Linked DNA regions of Homo sapiens: all the other regions are linked to region 3. The links are chromatin contacts, found by Hi-C or POLR2A ChIA-PET in ENCODE. All regions are on one chromosome and are shown on one strand. Each heading gives the region's core, a stretch centred on a gene start or an enhancer-like site at or near the end of the contact. The rest is flanking DNA. Distances are from core to core; before and after follow the strand shown.

Region 1 (4,093 bases), core at 1,079-3,578, 1.2 Mb before region 3:
TCAAAAATAAATAAATACATAAATAAATAAACACTCTTGGTTTGGCAATCCTGACAATCAAACTGCTTGTAGTTCTCACAAGATTAAGTTCTTTGAGAACTCCTTCCCTTACAAAAACTGTTGCTGCCATTTTTTGGTAATTACTCGTTTACCCTGTATGCCTTCTCACTAAGTAGCAAGCTCTTTGAGGATGTGGATTTTTGTCATGTTCATGATCTCCCACACTTCAGAGCAGCATCATGATTCTGTCAGAAACAATAAAGTAATAAATGATGTTCAGGAAATTGGTTGACAATGTGAAGAAAAATAAAAGTAGATCCCTACCTCACAACGTATCTAAAAAATTATACCTAGGCTGGGCGTGGTGGCTCACACCTGTAATCCCAGCATTTTGGGAGGTTGACGTGGGTGGATCACTTGAGGTCAGGAGTTTGAGACCAGCCTGGCCAACATGGTGAAACCCTGTCTCTACTCAAAATACAAAAATTAGCTGGGTGTGGTGGCACATGCCTGTAATCCCAGCTACTGAGGAGGCTGAGGCAGGAGAATCACTTGAACCCGGGAGGCAAAGGTTGCAGTGAGCCAAGATCACCCCTCTGTACTCCAGCCTGGGTGACAAAGTGAGATTCTGTCTCAAAAAATGAAATAAAATAAAATAAAATAAAATAAAATAAAATAAAAGACAAATAATTATACCTAAAAGGCTGGGTACAGTGGCTCACGCCTGTAATCTCAACACTTTGGGAGGCGGAGGCTCAGGAGGATTGCTTGAACCCAGGAGTTCAAGACCAGCAACATAGTGGGACCCCATCTCCACAAAATATTTTTAAAAATTAGCCAGGTGTGGTGGCACATGCCTATAGTCCCAGGTACTCACAAGGTTGAGGTGGGAGAATTGCTTGAGCCTGGGAGATGAGACTACAGTGAGCAGTTATCACGCCACTGCACTCCAGCCTGGGCGACAGAGCCGGACCCTGTATCACTCAGGCTGGGCACAGTGGTTCACACCTGTAATCCCAGCACTTTGGGAGGCCGAGGCGGGTGGATCACTTAAGGTCAGGAGTTCGAGACCATGGCCATGACCCCATCTCTGCTAAAAATATGAAATTTCCCCAGGCGTGGTGGCGCGTACGTAGTCCCAGCTATTTGGGAGGCTGAGACATGAGAATCGTTTGAACCCAGTAGGCGGAGGCTGCAGTGAGCCCAGATTGAACCAGTGCATTCCAGCCTTGGTAACACAGCGAGACACCGTTTCAAAGAAAAAAAAAAAGCACTCAGATTAAAAAACAAAATGAAACACAATACAATACTATATAGTCATGGCTACATATAATTATTAAAAATGGACTGGGAGAACACAAGCTAATTCTAATTCATAATAGTTGCTTCTGGAGAGGATGAGAGGGTAATAGGCTTGAGAGTAGAAAAAACAGGTAAGTTTAACTTTTATTGTATTATCTAGCTTTTAAAAAATAAGCAAATAAATCATAATGCCAGTAGTCAATTTAGGGTGATGGGTGTACAGTATTTACAATATTCTCCGTATTAAGTGTCACAAAATAAAAATGATTATTTTTAAGTAAATGGGATGCCTGTGGATGATGTAGATAATTCCCTGTAATTTTCTGTTGGTCCCAATGTAAAGCTGACTTTTCTAGACGTTCTGTGGGCTCACAGGCCATCCTAGTTCCATTCACCAGACAGATCCAGGCGGACGCCCAGAGGCGTGTGAGCTGGGGCTACAGGCTTGCAAGGTATCGAGTTCACCGGCTGCTGAAAAATCAGTTATGAAGGTATACGTAGGGGTGGGACAGTGAATGGTGTATAAAAAGGAGGGTAAGGCAGAAGCTGGGGCCGCAGGATGTGGGTTAGAAAAGTGTGCCGAGGTGTGTGAACTGGCATGACAGCCTAAGTAAGACGCGGAATGTGGGTGCCCTGGAGGTCCCGCAAGGCTCTTCAGCTCTCAGTTTCGGGAGCTCAAGCCGCACCGCTGCTTTCACAGCTCATCGGGAACAGGCTGCTCAGTTCATTTCCTTGATGGCCACCCTCCTCCCTCTCGGCCACTCCCCTCCCCATCAACAAATCCCAACGCCCCTCACCCGGGACCGTGGACCTCGAGGAGCCACCGTTGCCTCGGATCTCGGACCACCAAACCTATTCTCCCGCCAATTCGGCCTTCTGACCTTCGCCTTCTGACCCCGAGAGCTACTCTTCCGTCTTCCGTAGCACAGGAATGCGTTCTGGGGCTTCAAGAAGCTGCTGTTTTTGAAAATGAGTCCTACCGAGGCAAGATGGCAGGTGCTGCAGCCAGGAAAATACATTTCCGTGTGTTTTAATATTTATTTTCACTCACTACAACTCTTTCGTGGAGGGAGCGGAATTTAAACTTCCGGGTCAGCCTCAGTGCAGCTTGGGAAACGTAGTTCCTAGTCCCCACGTCTCGCTCCTTGGAGCCCAGACTGAGGGAGCGTCGCGAAAGTTGCCCGTTTTGGAACGCTCCCATTTGGCTCTCCAAAGGGAAGAATTGGTTAAATAGTTGCACTGAAAATAATGCGATTCAAATTTCTCATTTTCCAAGAACGCTCCCTTGCTGAAGCTTGCAAGGGCACGGTACTCCCCTCTCCTTGACCCTGAAACGTGCAGCAAGTAGATAACCTCCTGATCCCTGACAGTCTCCGCCTGTGTTGATGCCCCGCCCCCTCTGCTGGAGTCCGAGCCGCCGATTGGCTAGGAGCACTTGAGCAGCGGAAGCAGCTGGCTCGCGCGGGGACTGCGGTGAGGGGGCGAGCCGTGAAGATGGCGGCAGTGGTGGAGGTGGAGGTTGGAGGTGGTGCTGCTGGGGAACGGGAGCTGGATGAGGTAAGCGGAGTTGAGAGACGAGGAGAGACTCAACCTGAGACTGAGGGGAGGGGCAGTGAGGTATCGGGAGGTGGGGGTCTTAGGAGAGAAGGGAAAGATCCTGAGAGGGAAGGAGCTGACTAGGGGGCGGGTGCGTGGAGAGCGAAGTCAGAGGCACTCCTGACTTGGGGACTCCGAGGCGGCCTTGGGAGTAGAAGACTTGCATTAGCCTCAAGGGTGAAGATGGAGGACAGAGAGAGAGGTCGGAGGGGTGGGGGTGTTAAGATTTTGTGATTACTAGCTGGGTGTCTTAGGGTAGGACCGAAGGGCTAAGAGGTAGTTTGAGTTGGAGGGACGTGAATTTCTTCAGGGGAAGGCTGGGCTTCTACTGTGGGAGAGGACTCTGTCTAAGCCTAGGGTGGGGGTTGGGGACACAGACCGGGAAAGAGTGCTAATCCACTAGTAGTATAGCTTTGAGTTATCTTAAAGTTGGAACTGTTTTATTTATCGTTCCATTCTAAGACTTTGTATCTAATGCATGCTCAGTAAAGTTTTGGCCAACGAATGAAGGAACAAGTGGATGAATAAATGATTGTATGCCGGAATTCATGCATTTATTCACTTAATAAACATTATGACTTTTGCTCCGGGTTCTGGGCCAGGTGCTAGGGAGACAAGGGGCCCCTCCGTTGAAGAGCCCACAGTCTAGTGGTGGGAGACAGACAAGAAGACTAGTCATTGCATTAGAGATATAATGGTGGCACTGAGAAGTGTGCAACATTTCAGCTTGGGATAGGGAAGGCTTCCCGGAGTTGCTGAGTTTTAAACGATAAATAAGTGTCTCTCTCTTCTTCTGGATTTATGAGTTCCTTGAAGGTGAGCTCCTTGAGATTGTATGTTCCCTTTACCTATCTAATAGGCATTTAAAGACTGGTGTATTAAAATACCAGTGGTCCTTGAAGGAATCACTAGGAGGAAGGAGATGTTGAGTGTGAAAGGAATGAAGGGACAGGGCAGAGAAGCAGAGACAGAGGTGAAAAGATTCTGAAGCCATGGAGACATTGATAGCTAGTGGTGTTTGTGATCTTGCACATGCCAGCATATGGGCAAAGACATCACAGGAATAGGAGGAAGGGGATTGGTTGTCAGAGATAGAACCAGTGAGATCTCTGAGGGGTCAGAATCTTAGAGGCCCCTTGCTGTGTGTTGGGTGTGGGAAGAGTGGGGAGGATTGGGGATGATTGAAGATGAGGTT
Region 2 (4,193 bases), core at 1,675-4,174, 1.7 Mb before region 3:
TCTAAGTACGGGATAATAAGAGACAATCTATAATAAAGATCAGTAATTAAAAGGGGAGCAGGCCTGGTCTGTGGTCTCTCCTAGTCATTTATAAAACATGAATGATAAAGAAAAACAGCCTATAATCTAAAAGACAAAATTACAAACATGCTATGTGACCCAGTTTCTAGGACTTAACTTCCCTCTTGACATAATAAATTTATTTATTTTTATTTATTTATTTAAAGACAGGATCTTGCTCTGTTGCCCAAGTTGACCTAATAAATTTCAAGAGTCCTAAAATTTTCTTTTTTAAGACAACATATCACTGTGCTCCATGATTGATAGTGGGGCTCCGTGGTTTCTGCCAGAAGTCTCCATTTTTCCTTTTGTTATTAATGAGTAATTGGTGCAGTGATACTTTGAGACTGTAAATATGCTGTTCCCAAATGACCTTTCACCCAGTGAACTAGCATTTAATGAGGAATCTTGCCTGAATCCCTTATTTCTTGGGACAAAGTGTTAATTTTCTAATTTTATCATTCCCTCAACATTTATTAATAAATTATTTATTAGCAAGCATTCTTCTGTAGGGATTTCCTCTTTGATTTATTTTTTATCAGTATGCCCTAATGGATTTAGCTGACCGAGTTATGATCCTTACTGTATTGTCCTGTATTTAGCTAACGGGAGCCCCTTCAAATTGGCTTCTTTTTTCATATGACATGTATCTACCATCCTTTGAGTACTTACTTATTTTCTGGGACAACCAGATGTTCAAGGATCCTCCCCTTCTCTGCCCAGGCCTGGCATCAGCCATTGTTGGCAGGAGATAATTTGAGCAGATCGTGTGGATTTCAGAAGCATGAAAACTACTGTGAGGATTAAATAAGTTAGCATGTATAACATTCTGGTGCTTTTGTGGAGTTTCCAAATTGTCATGAACAAGCACTACTTTATAGACAGGAAAAAAAGTGATTCAAAATGTGAAAACGGGTATATGTACATAAGGTAAAAATAAAATCCTAAGCCCCCCATTGACCAAAGGGACCTTCTCCTGACCAAGGGGACACCAGAAAAACCTCAACACTGAATTCCCAGACATGATGGGATGGGAGGTCAGATGCGCCTGGTAATAGCCCCCTGTTTCAGAGTTTGGACACCACAACTGGCCGGCATTCATGTTAAAACAGAGATCGTAAGACTGACAGAACGGACTCTGTGGCAATAAGATACCAAATTATAAACAGGACCCAAAGCCATGCTAGGCGAGGGTAAGTCAGGCAACCCACACTTAGAGAATAAACTATATTCTAAGAGCCACAAGGCTTTCTGTTTCTCTATTAGCCAAACACACACTAGCCTTGGGATAGGGAATATTAAAACAATTGCAGCTCCACTAGGTGCCAACTAACTGACTCTGTTTCACCAGCCATAGCAGCTGTGATTGGACAAGAGACTGATTTCAGTGACTTTCTCCTAATAAGAGACCACCGACCAGCTGACCATGCCGACCAGCTGACCCGTTAATAGAGAGAGATGATGCACCTGCATGCCTTTGTGTCCTGAAAAGACGTTTTGCCATAAAGGCCCTAATTGTAAGATGTGTAAATGTTAAGTCTCCACCCCAAAGTGAACATGGGTCATATATTACATGCTTTGCTCAATAAGAGGGCATGTGTCAGGACCACCTTCATGAATATTCATAGCTCCTCCTGTTACCTGTTGAATATGTATGTTTAGCCAATCCCTTCAGCATAGCGCTCCTGCCCCAACCCCTCCTCCTTGGACGTGCCTGTCTCTGGCCTTGGCTGGAGACAGATTCCCAGCCTCAGACAGATGGCCGCCACCTTGCAGGCTACGACCGTTTACAAGAAATAAAGCCTTCTCTTTTTCCAAATTTGTGAATTGTGTGTTTTTAAACTAACATGAATGACAGAAGGAAGGATGGCCTCTTCAAGCAACGATGATGAGGCAGTTATTTATATGGGGGAAAAATGGATTCTACCGTGGGTGGACTAAAGAGGAAATGTGAAAAAATAAAAAGTGAGAAACCGCTGGTAGTGAATCGGTGCAAGCGCCCTGGAGAAGAGACTTGGCAATATTTAGTAAAGTCAAACAGCACGAACCCTACTACTCTGCAAAGCTGCTGCAGGAACTGGCGGAACGAGGTCACGAAGGAAACCTTGCCGGAAAGGAAATTGCAGCAGTGCCTGTGTGCGTGCGTCTGTTGGCAAAACGCTGCTAATAACGTCAATGCCCATCCGCTATTGAATAAACCTGCTTTACTGCCACTATGGAATACCAAACTGCAGAAAAATAATTAAAAGAACGTATCTCATATTACAGGGGAAAAAATCAAGTTGCAGAAGCACATTCAAGTGCAGTTCCTGTAGTTTCAGAAAAGGCAAACAGTGCGCTACCTGAGCTACTTACACACGTGGTACAGGAGTGAAAGGGGCAGGAGAGGGTTCCCAAGAATTCAGCGCCATCCGCCCAGGGTGGCGGGATTCCCAGCACGGAGAATCGATTGCTATCGTCTGCTGTCCCGCGGGCACGATGGAGCGCTCCTACCGTACTCTCCACTTTTGGTGTATTTGGAACGTTTCATGCCGTATTAAAATAAAACATGGCTAAGCTGGATGTGGGGTGGCGGTGTGGGATAAAATAGAGGGGTGCTGCAGCTGGGCGGTGAGCCCCCTGCACCTGTGCACCTGAACGGGTTTGCCCGCAAGGGCCGGGCCGGGGCCGGGGCCTGGGACGTGGGTGGAGCCGGGGCGGGGGCGGGGCCCTTCGCGGTGCCGTGAACGCTGAGGCCACCTCGCTGCGCAGGCGCGGTCGTGAGCTCCTCAGACGGGGCGGGGCGATCCGTAGGCAGGGCCTGACGCCGCAGTCCTCCTTGGCCGGAGCCTCAACGGATGGGCGGGGAGGGGGCGGGGCCGGGCAACCCGGAAGGTCCGGCGTCCCAGCCGCCTACCTCGCTGGGACCCTGGTCTTGCTGTCCCCCGCTGGCCTCCTGCCCAAGCGACTGCGGCCAGGATGGGCCGGAAGGTGACCGTGGCCACCTGCGCACTCAACCAGTGGGCCCTGGACTTCGAGGGCAATTTGCAAAGAATTTTAAAGAGTGAGTCTGGGGCGGCGGGGGCACCGGTTTGGGGTGGCGCACGGGCACCGTGGCTGGGCCCAGGCTTGCCCGTGGCGTGCTCACAGCCTTGCCCTGGGAAACTCTCGGCCCTGGGCATGGGATCAGGTGAGATAATGGGCAATGACCCCGCCAGTGGTACGTGCTCAGGTCCTCGTCGGGAAGTGAGTGTTTATAGTTCCCGGGGACGAGCGATATACAAGGCACGGTTAAGAAAAGTCTGGCGGCTTAGGCGGGAGGCCTGGGGATGGACCCGTGTTCTGATATCTCTGGGGTCCCGTGGTTGGGACTGAGCTGCCCATTCTCGGAGATATCTAAGTTGAACAGAATGGCTGCGCACTGGCGGGGATGGTGTGCAGAGGCCAGAGATTGATGGTCTCTGGTCCCCGTGGGCCTTCCTGGTGGGAGAAGGCGTCCCAGAAAGGGAAGTAGAAAAAGACGCCTGTCATCCCAGCATTTTGGGGGGGCCGGAGGGGGTGGAAGTCACCTGAGGTCAGGAGTTCAAGACCAGCCTGGCCATCATGGTGAAACACCGTCTCTACTAAAAATACAAAAATCAGCCGGGCGTGGTGGCCTCGAAGATAGGGTGTGGTTGTTGAAAGGTCACCATCTAATTTTCGTTCATATGGACGCACCGTGGAGGATGAAAAGTTAAACTATTACACCTGCACCTAAATGGGCAAGCCTGCAGGTGTAGTCAGGTTGCAGCTTGTCTTGCACTGGTCTGCTGACTGCAAGAGCCTTTGCCAGGAACAATAGAAACAGAATGTTTCAAGAGATGGCATCTAATCAGTATGTGCCCTGGATTATTATTATGATTATTATTATTTGACATGGACTGTCACTCTGTTGCCCTGGCTGGAGTGCAGTGGTGTCATCTTGGCTCACTGCAGTCTCTGCCTCCTGGGCTCAAGCGATTCTCCTGCCTCAGCCTCCTGAGTAGCTGGGATTACAGGCGTCTGCCACCATGCATGGCCAATTTCTGTATTTTTAGTAGAGACAAGGTTTCACCATGGTGGCCATGCTGGCCTCGAACTCCTGACCTCAAGTGATCCACCTGCCTTGGCCTCCC
Region 3 (4,157 bases), core at 331-2,830:
ACCCCGGGAAGCCGATCCCCGTGGAGGCTCCACTTCAAACAGCGGAGAACAGCAAATGCCTGCTGGCCAGAGAGCCTCGCCCGCCAGGCCGGGGCCCCAGGGTTCGAAGTTAACGGTCAGTCTGGAATCTCGGCCTCAGCAGTGGGACCACCCGGAGGGGTGGGGGTACATGTTCGAAAGAAAAGGACTCACTTAAATGGAGAAACCCGGATTAGGAAAGAGAGAAAGCAGCGGCAGCAGACACGGGTGAGTTAGGCGTTAGGCAAATGTTTGCCCACGAGGGGAGGACAGAACGGCCTCATCCACCCAGTGCCCAGAGTAGACATTCAGTATCCATCTGTAGGATTAAAAAGACAAGGACACAGCCTCGGCCCCTGGGAAAGCTGGGGAAGGGCGCAGCGGGGAGACTGATGACAAGCCGGGTGCATCCGTCACTCCCACCCTGGTCATCCAACCCCGGATCGCAGTGCACACCCCACGCACCTCCCGGGCCCGGTCCTCGCTTTTCTGAAGACAGCACGACAGCCTCCTCGCCCCTCAGCCGGGGACGAGGCAGGACCCGTCAATCCTTAATTTGTTTTCCCTTGGGGTGGGGAGGCGGTGACTATTCCAACTTCTTTTCGGCCGCCCCGTGGGAAAAGCAGGCCAAACCCTAAGGCTAGGCTAGAAACAAATCCCCCGCAAATTTGCAAACGGGCGGGGCTGGCGACAAGCGGCTGGAGGGCTCAAAGCTGGTGCAGACTAAACAATCACACACGCACAAGGCTCTGCAAAGCTGCAGGGGCGTCCCCGCCTCCCCCTCGGTGCAGCCCCGAGAATGCACTTTGCAGCGGGCAGCATTGCCATGCGCGCGCACACACACAAATGCACACCCGAAACTCTTGTGAAATGTCTGGGGGTCTCCTGCGTTAGAGGACGGACGAGCCCCGGCGGCCCCTCTGTCGGAAAGGCAACTCACACGCGCGCCCCCCACCTGGAGCCGGCGGCAAGTCGGTGACAAGCCCAAGACGAGGGCGGTCACGGCCCCTTGCGGGAGGGGGAAGGGGCGCAGCGGTCGCCCCAGCCGCGTTCCGCGTACGCATCTCTCCGAACCCCAAAGCCCCCCAGCTGCGCCCTTACCTTCCTCGGCGGCGGCTGCATGATGCTGAAGGGACATCAATCCTCCCCGACGGCAGCGTTAGCAAGGACCAGGAGGAGGAGGAGGGCCGGAGAGGAGGGGACGGCCCAGCGAGCGCGCGCGTGTGTGAAAGGAGCGCTTAAGAAGCAAGACTTGCCCCGGAGGGAGCAGGCCAGCGGGCGGCAGGCGGACCCCAGCCAGAGAGCGAGTGTGAGGAGACGAGGGAGGAGCACCGGGAAGGCTTGGGGCCCGGGCGGCCCGGGCGGCCCGGGGGTGTGTGAGGAAGGAGGCGGAGACGGCGAGGGGGCGGGGGCCCCAGGAGCAGGGGCGCGAGGGTCTCAGCCGGCCGGGCGGCGGGTTAGCCGCAGCCGCGTTGTCCGCGCTCCCGGTCGGCCGCCTGCGCCGCCGCTCCCGGCGGACGCAGCGGCCCCCACCCCACCCACTCAGGCGGCCCGGCCCTCGCTGGGCCTAACGCCCCCGCCCGCCCGGGAGGAGGAAGGTGGCGCCGCTCTCCCCGCTAGGGCTCCACCACTCAGGCCGCGGGAATTTCCGGCCTCGCCGCGCGGCGCAGCGCCCCGCTCCGGATGCTGAGGGAACCGCTCTGTCCAGAGCGGGGTTCGAGGGGCCGGTCCGGGCTGCCAGGAGGGAGCTAGGCCACGGCACGGGGCTTCGTACCGCGGCAGGGGAAGGGGGAAGCTAACGGATTGGTCGGTGGGTGGGAGGTGTAGAAACGCCAGCGCCACGCGAAAATCCCCCCTTTCTCTCCGAGAGTGGCACGTTCCAGACGCCTCCTGCCCTCCCTCCCCCACGCTGGGAGCCAGCCGGGGGCTTCCCGCGCGCTTTCCCGCCAGCTCGCCCCGGCGCGCGCGTCTCCGCTCGGGGGCGCGCACGTGGGCGGGAGAGGGCTCCGCGCCGACGCACGCGCACAGGCCGCCCCCGCCTCCTGCCTGCCTTTGCGTGTGTGTGTGTGTGTGTGTGTGTGTGTGTGTGTGTGTGTGTGTGTGTGTGTGTGTGTGTCGGGGGGCGCGGGGGACGACGCTCGCAGGGAAACGTTTGCAGTGGGGAGGGGGGCGCAGCATGCCTGTGGGATACGAGAATTCCGGCGTTTTCTTCCTCTCAGCCCCTCAACACCCTACTCTCCCTACCAGCTAGATGTGCGCGAGAGAGGCGAGCAAGGACAAGTCGCTTTGCGGCTGGCCGCAGGTGCCAGGCCATTGCGATTGTAGGGCGGAAAGGCAGTTGCTCTGCAAAGGAAACGGCGGCACTCTACTGCAGGGCATTCAAGTCAAACATCACTGACTCCGCTGAGAGGGAGCCAAGAGAACGTTAAGGCCGAGGCCCCCGTTTCACAGACGGGGAGGCAAGTGCCCATAGAGGGAAGCCTTTCTAAAGGTTACACAGCAGGACTAGAATCTGCGTCAGGAAGTGTTCTATGGGTTATTTTAAAAAAGAAACAGGTGCAGGATAATAAGCACGAGGAAAAGTAGAAGAGGCAGGAGAGGCCATAGAGGAAGCCCTTGTCTGGGAGTCAGGATCTCTGGGTGCCAGTCCACTTTGCCTGCTCCTTAACAGGCTAGGTGAGCTCGGCTTCCTTATCTGCCAGTGAGGGTGCTTATCTAAGCAGTGCACCCCACCACCACACATGAACCTTCCTGCTCTGTTCAGACCATCTACGGGGGAGTTTATCGACCTCCCTTGGGGTCCTCAGAAGAGGAATACCTCTTCCCCATGCCCAGGGAGGTTTTTTTTTTTTTTTTGAGTCACGGGGCTGTGTGGAGGCTGAGCTGGATTACTCCACCGTTTTTTCAGAAGTTGAGATCCCAGACAGCTGTTCTCAGAAGTGCAGTCAGGCCTAAGAGGAAGGTGAATGAGGCCTGGATAGACGAGTAACTTCCCAGATGACCACATGACCAGAAATTGAAAAGGTGGAACTTCAACCCAGGTTGTTTACATTGAGTTAGACTAGATTCTTGTACAGAAAAGTGACAGAGCTGTGTTTTGAATAAGATTAATCTAGAGCTGTGTATGAACTAGGAGACTAGTCTTGCTTTTTCTGGCTTCAAAAGTTAGCCCTTCACCAGAATCCTTAATCAAATCAGGGAAGGCCTGGGGCAAGGGGACAGGTGGATGGAGGCCCAGGGCCCTGACAGCTGCGGGGTGGCAGCTAGAGCCCAGGCCATAGGTAGCGTAGGCTGGGCTCCAGTCTCAGCTCCACCACCAATTTATTGTGAAGCGTTGAGCTAGTCAATTCACTTATTTCAGCCTTGTTTCCTCACTTGTAAAATGGAGGTATAATGCTAGCCTCATAGGCTTACTGTATTAAATAGAATTTCTCCTACCACAGGGCCTGGCATGTAGTGCTTAATAAGTGCTTATTGAGGCCAGGCGCGGTGGCTCACGCCTGTAATCCCAGCACTTTGGGAGGCCGAGGTGGCCAGATCACAAGGTCAAGAGATCGAGGCCATCCTGGCTAACACGGTGAAACCCCGTCTCTACTAAAAATACAAAAAATTAGCCAGACGTGATGGCGGGTGCCTGTAGTCCCAGCTACTCAGGAGGCTGAGGCAGGAGAATAGCGTGAACCCGGGAGGTGGAGCTTGCAGTGAGCAGAGATGGCACCACTGCACTCCAGCCTGGGGGACAGAACGAAACTCCGTCTCAAAAAAAAATAAAAAATAAAAAATAAAATAAGTGCTTATTGATTCATCATTCATTCAAAAAATACTTGCTAAAGTCCTGCTTTGTTCCAAGCCTGTGCCAGGCACTGGGGTTCTAGAGATGAGCAAGATAGAATCAGCCTTCGCCAAGACTGAGTTCCAGACCAACCATTCCTTGAATGACACTGGGCTAGTGGAAGAGGAGTAACACAGTACTTGGCCCGGATGCAGTGTCATGCACATAACAAGTGCTTAACAAAGATTTGCTGAATCCTAGTCTTGGGTGCAACTGGTCTGGCCCAGAGATTATCCTCCCTTCACCTCTCTTCTTAGGAAGTGAGCACTGGGGTATAATGGTGCTGGATGTTGGGAGACATGGGATC

What was found. Hi-C counts contacts between places; a loop is a spot of excess contacts on that map. ChIA-PET counts read pairs that join two places held with the same protein, here RNA polymerase II (POLR2A). Pooled maps may share reads with other maps.
Region 1: a map with no recorded cell type shows a loop between it and region 3 (9-fold over the local background). The contact joins the promoter of XNDC1N here to the promoter of FCHSD2 in region 3. A Hi-C loop is called at or near these places in 1 of 37 single-sample maps with no recorded cell type and 5 of 50 pooled maps. POLR2A ChIA-PET finds 5 or more read pairs at or near these places in 3 of 52 experiments (BJ, HEK293 and naive thymus-derived CD8-positive, alpha-beta T cell).
Region 2: a pooled map shows a loop between it and region 3 (4-fold over the local background). The contact joins the promoter of NADSYN1 here to the promoter of FCHSD2 in region 3. A Hi-C loop is called at or near these places in 2 of 37 single-sample maps with no recorded cell type and 4 of 50 pooled maps.

The regions. Positions count from the first base shown.
Region 1 is chr11:71,926,266-71,930,358 of GRCh38, forward strand. XNDC1N (XRCC1 N-terminal domain containing 1, N-terminal like) reads right to left here and starts at 2,329. Exons shown (of 6, transcript NM_001375847.2): 1 at 2,100-2,329. It overlaps RNF121 (ring finger protein 121), which reads left to right and starts at 2,781. Exons shown (of 9, transcript NM_018320.5): 1 at 2,781-2,859. The coding sequence starts at 2,797. XNDC1N-ZNF705EP-ALG1L9P (XNDC1N-ZNF705EP-ALG1L9P readthrough) reads right to left here and starts at 2,329. Exons shown (of 11, transcript NR_172895.1): 1 at 2,100-2,329. RefSeq lists an enhancer at 2,162-2,471.
Region 2 is chr11:71,450,279-71,454,471 of GRCh38, forward strand. NADSYN1 (NAD synthetase 1) reads left to right here and starts at 2,925. Exons shown (of 21, transcript NM_018161.5): 1 at 2,925-3,103. The coding sequence starts at 3,019. It overlaps DHCR7-DT (DHCR7 divergent transcript), which reads left to right. Exons shown (of 2, transcript NR_186309.1): 2 at 1,412-1,879. RefSeq lists enhancers at 1,594-1,643, 1,764-1,843, 3,081-3,582, 3,583-4,082 and a silencer at 2,654-3,023.
Region 3 is chr11:73,140,738-73,144,894 of GRCh38, forward strand. It overlaps FCHSD2 (FCH and double SH3 domains 2), which reads right to left and starts at 1,581. Exons shown (of 20, transcript NM_014824.3): 1 at 1,120-1,581. The coding sequence starts at 1,140. RefSeq lists enhancers at 1-178, 179-800, 300-529, 2,400-2,509, 2,590-2,729 and 1 more and silencers at 710-849, 1,250-1,629, 1,790-2,169.